Regions from separate parts of the Homo sapiens genome. Here region 1 is linked to region 2. The links are chromatin loops, found by intact Hi-C in ENCODE. Cell type or tissue: PC-9. All regions are shown on one strand. Region 1 overlaps ITGA3 (integrin subunit alpha 3). Region 2 has its middle 29 kb from the start of PICART1.

The links. A loop is a pair of places that touch in the nucleus more often than their neighbours do. Peaks named below come from ENCODE experiments on the same cell type or tissue, not always from the same donor. Only the 100,000 strongest peaks of a DNase experiment are listed, where the experiment ranks them.
Region 1: a loop joins it to region 2, with 11 times the contacts of the local background. A loop is called at or near these places in 107 of 110 quality-filtered maps.

The regions. Positions count from the first base shown.
Region 1 is chr17:50,086,173-50,088,672 of GRCh38, forward strand. ITGA3 (integrin subunit alpha 3) reads left to right here. Exons shown (of 26, transcript NM_002204.4): 24 at 1,572-1,697; 25 at 2,053-2,194. The coding sequence ends at 2,163. Among named protein-coding and RNA genes, the nearest start is that of PDK2, 7.9 kb to the right of the region's middle. In PC-9, a CTCF peak has its summit at 1,466 (motif pointing left); a DNase peak (open chromatin) is centred at 1,399.
Region 2 is chr17:50,025,895-50,028,394 of GRCh38, forward strand. No RefSeq gene overlaps it. Among named protein-coding and RNA genes, the nearest start is that of PICART1, 29 kb to the right of the region's middle. In PC-9, CTCF peaks have their summits at 1,076 (motif pointing right) and 1,275; DNase peaks (open chromatin) are centred at 1,197 and 1,887; H3K4me3 peaks cover 2,002 bases; H3K27ac peaks cover 2,500 bases.

The DNA of each region.
Region 1 (2,500 bases), 60 kb after region 2:
ATAATATATATATTAGATTATATATTATACATGTATAATATATATATTAGATTATATATATTATACATGTATAATATATATATTAGATTATATATATTATACATGTATAATATATATATTAGATTATATATATAACTGGGAACCTTTAGTTTTCTTTATATCATCTGTATTTTTAAAAAAATCATCAAAATAATTTTAAAAGAAGTGAAAATCATGTATAGTCAGAACAAACACGGCTGGGCACAGTGGCTCACACCTGTAATCCCAGCACTTTGGGAGGCCAAGGCAGGTGGATCACCTGAGTTCAGGAGTTTGAGACCAGCCTGGCCAACATGGTGAAACCCTGTCTCTACTAAAAATACAAAAATTAATTGGGCACGGTGGTACACGCCTGAAATTCCAGCTACTTGGGAGGCTGCAGCAGGAGAATTGCTTGAACCTGGGAGGCAGTGGTTGCAGTGAGCCGAGATTGTGCCACTGCACTCCACCCTCAGCAACAGAGCAAAACTCCATCTCAAAAAAAAAAAAAAAAAAACCTCATATACACACACATCCGTATTTATCTCCATTGTAGGGGAAGAAAAAGAATGGGACTATCAGCCGGGCATGGTGGCTCACGCCTGTAATCCCAGCACTTTGGGAGGCCGAGGTGGGCGGATCACCTGAGGTCGGGAGTTCGAGACCAGCCTGACCAACATGGTGAAACCTCATCTCCACTAAAAATACAAAATTAGCCAGGCGTGATGGTGCGTGCCTGTAATCCCAGCTACTCGGGAGGCTGAGGCAGGAGAATCGCTTGAACCTGGGAGGCAGAGCTGGTGGTGAGCCAAGATTCCACCATTGCACTCCAGCCTGGGCAACAGAGCAAGACTCTGTCTCCAAAAAATAAAATAAAATAAAATAAAATAAAAAGAATGGGAATATATGCTATGAATTCTTTGTGGGGTTTTTTTGGTGAATATTTATGGAGTGTTTGCTGTGTAGCAGGTGTTGCTCTAAGCAGTTTTCTTATATCAAACACACTTAATTCTCCCCAGCAACCTATGAGAGAGGTAATATTCCCATTTTACAGATGAACAACAGAGAGGTTAAGTAACTTGCCAAGGCCAAACAGCTCGTGAATAGCAAACCTGGGCTAGAACCCAGGTAATGTGGCTCCAGAACCCCTGCTTTTGGTCGTTCTGCTATTCTATGAGGTAGTCATTATGATCCCCCTCATCAGAAAGCAGAAAGCATGAGATTCAGAGGGGTGCAATTACTTGTCCAAGGTCACACAGCTCATCAGGGAAGGAGCTGGTACCCAGGCCCAGATGTGTGGGTCACACACCCAGACTCCAGGCCACCTCCCAGATCTGAGGCCGCTCCTCTGGAGTCAAGTCTGTGCCTGGGAGAAGCAGGAAGGACCACTGGACCTGCTGTCAGTGGGGCAGGCACAGGCTTTTTCCAGTCCCAGGCTGCCCCCTACTGGCAGCAGGACAAACAGCAGGTGCCTGGGCCCAGCTAGGATAGGAAGGGTGAGGATGGGCCTAAGCAGGCTGACACAGGGCTGAGTCCTCCTCTCCCCGCTCCAGTTCTCTGTGGACATTGACTCGGAGCTGGTGGAGGAGCTGCCGGCCGAAATCGAGCTGTGGCTGGTGCTGGTGGCCGTGGGTGCAGGGCTGCTGCTGCTGGGGCTGATCATCCTCCTGCTGTGGAAGGTTAGTAGCCCAGCCCACTCCTGCTCCGGGACCTCCACCAGCACACTCACCAGCCCTTCCTCCAACCCACGTCTCCCCATCCTGGTCCTCCCTTCCATCTCACCCCCACCCTTCCTCCCTGTCCTCTCCACCTTCTACCACCAGCTTACAGTCTCACCCCTGGCCTGGGTTAGTGGGGGGAGCTGCAAGCTGGAAAGGGGGACCCAGGAGCTCTGGCTTCTGACCACACCACCAAGCTGGGACTGAGCCCCAGCCCCCAGGCTCCCCAGCCCTAAAGCCCTGGTCCACGAGTGCTGCTGGTGAGGATAGCCCAGCGCCCCCCTGATGGCCCGTCCCCACCTCCTCCCCTCCGCAGTGCGGCTTCTTCAAGCGAGCCCGCACTCGCGCCCTGTATGAAGCTAAGAGGCAGAAGGCGGAGATGAAGAGCCAGCCGTCAGAGACAGAGAGGCTGACCGACGACTACTGAGGGGGCAGCCCCCCGCCCCCGGCCCACCTGGGTAACACGGCCTCCGGGCCCCCTTCCCCGAGCCCCACAGCTGGCCGGGCCTCTGACTCTGTCCTATCTGCTCCTCTTCCCTTATGGGCCTGCTCTGACCTCATTCTGTCCCCACCACCACCCCAAAGATCAGGTCACTCTGACTGTCCCTCCAGCCCCCTGGGTGTCTGGCTTTCATCAGCCTCCCCCTAAGCCCCTTGGTGACTTGGGACCCCATGAGGGAGGCATAAATCCTCTCTGTGATGACCTTGCTTTCTGGGGATTGGAACAAGGTCAAGGGCAAGGCCAGGCCCCATCTCTGTAAACC
Region 2 (2,500 bases):
TTTTATGTGTCAACCAGACTGGGCCACAGGGTCCTCAAATAGAGCAGGGGAGAAAGAGTCACATGGAGATGGGTCTGTGATCAATCATGGGCTTCCCCTTTGAGGACCCCGAGGCTCCCGCTGCCCCACATGAAAGTGGGGTTCTATAACTAACAAGGAAGGGGGAATGGATGTCAGGGATAGGCAACCAGTGATCTCACCACACCTGGGATCCCCCCTTACAGGGACACAAAGTAAAGGGATGCCTGAAAGCCACCATGTGTTTTACAGCTGGCCCTGGGGCTAGAGAGCAGGACAAGGGGGAGTGAGGGCAGCTATGAAGCCCGGACCTGTGAAAAGGAGGGAAGAAACACTGTGGACATCAGCCAGGCATGGAGAGGCAGAGCCACGGAATGCCAGAACCAGAGTTACCCCCGGTTACACAGATGGGGGAACTGAGGCCTAGAGGGGGCCTGTGACCTGTCCAAAGCCACATAATGCTGTCTCCTGTCTCCAGGCCAGGGTATTTCCCTGTATTAGAGCTGTTGTGTTCACTGCTGGCCGTGGTGGATCCTCACTGCTGTCCTGCTCTAAATGGCAGAGTGTGGCTCTGGGCCCTGGGTGCCCATGGGGACTGCCTGGAGCCAGCAGGCCAAGTGTCTTCACACGAATTCAGAAGCAGGAGTGAAGGACCCACCCTGAGACAAACCAACCGACTTAACATATTTAGAAGTCGGGGAAGAGACAGGGAAGGACAGACAGAATTCCTGCCTGTCCGGTCCAGGGCCTGACTCTTGCCAGGCTGACCTTCCTGTCCGGGTGAGGGGAAGGAGGCGCTCATGCTCTTTCTGCCTGGAGGACAAAAGAGAACCAGACGAAAACAAAGGTCAGGGCATACGTAGGAGTTTCCAAAGGGCACAGGCGAGGAAGGAATCTCTTACCTAAGAGGGTTTTCAAACATAACAGAAAATTGCTTAAGTGTGCTGGAAAATAAGGCAGCATGGCTGAGAGGCAGGAGGAGGAACAGGGTGACCCCGGGATCTGCCTTGGTGGTGGCAGCCCAGGCTTCTGCTGTGTGGTGACCGGTGATGCTGGCCCTGACCATGGCTGCAGTTAGCGCAGTCGCCACCAGGTGGCAAGCATGCCCATTTCTGAAGGATTGGCTGCTGGAACTCCGATAACTGGTTGGTTGATGGATTTGTTTATCCATCCATCATTTATTTATTCAATCGTCATTCATTCATAGCTTTGATTCCCCCCAAGCATTTTTGACTCATTTGTGCCAGCAGGCATTGTGCTAAGTGTGAGGAGGAACCAAAACTGGCCCAGAAGAGGTGGCTGTTGTGGGCACCTCACACGGCCCTCCCTGCTCAGCAGCCCCGCGGGGGTGCCGGGACCAGAGTGGGCCATGGCGGCCAGGTACCTGTGGGTCAGTCCTGCAGCTGGCGGGGCCTGCCTGGATCGGATCCCACGGCAGCCACTCGGGCTAGCGCCCCCTGCCCTCCGTTCTGCCGCGGAGCCAGCGGGCAGTGGGCCCTGAGAGAGGTTTGGCTGGCCTCCCATGCTGGGCTCAGGCCGCCCGCAGTGGGGCTCAGGTGTAGCCGCACAGTGGTCCCTGGGGCTGAGGTTTTCTCCGTCTCTGTTCTTCCTCCAACCAGGCTCAACCTCAAACCGCGAGTCCACCCCTCTGCCCCCCTTCTCCCTTCCCTCTGCTGTGTTCTGCAGCGTTTCTCAGACGTGTACCTCTCCAGGGCAGAAAGTGGATCCCTGGAACAGGACTGGGTCCCGGGGCCTCAGGGTCACCGGATCCCTTCTGCTTTCCTCAAGCCTTGCTCCTGCCCCTCCCCTGCTTCCGGCTGTGAGGCCAGCGTTCAGCCAGAAGCATCCATGTCTTGGCTGTTGGCTCAGGCCCCACATGACGCATAGCCCCAGGAGGGCAGGGACCTCAGCTGATTCACTGTTGAAGCCCCAGGACCTTGCACAGTGCCTGCCACAGAGCAAGCCTCAACAAAGGTGGGCTGCATCACTCAAGGAAGGGGAGTGAATGCAGCTGTGCAAAGAGGAGGGCCACGAGCATCTATGGGAGGGCGGGGCAGGCGTGGATGCTGCAGGACACAGAGCGTGCCCACGCGCCTCGAGACTGCCCTGCGTTGAATTGGTGGAGCCCCTGGACCCGCTGCAGTGAGGACCATAGGAGCCCCAGTTTGCTCCATGGGACTCTAAATCCAGCAGGGGTGGAGTCATTTTTTGGGGCCCCCAGAGGACTTCCTTGGCCAGCAGCTGCAGTGCCCAGTCCTCCAGGAGAGTGTCAGCTGCCACTCTGTATTGCTTCCCTCCTCCCCTCTCCTGCTGCCCCAGCTTCCCTGGCAACTGGGGACACTGCCCCCCACCCCAACTACCAACCCAGGCCCCGTGCCTTCTGACTCACAGCAGCTCAACAGGAAAGCATCTGATCATGCCCACAGCCCTGGCATCTGGCCCACAGGAGTGGCACCCCTCCCCAAGACCTTCCACACAGTTT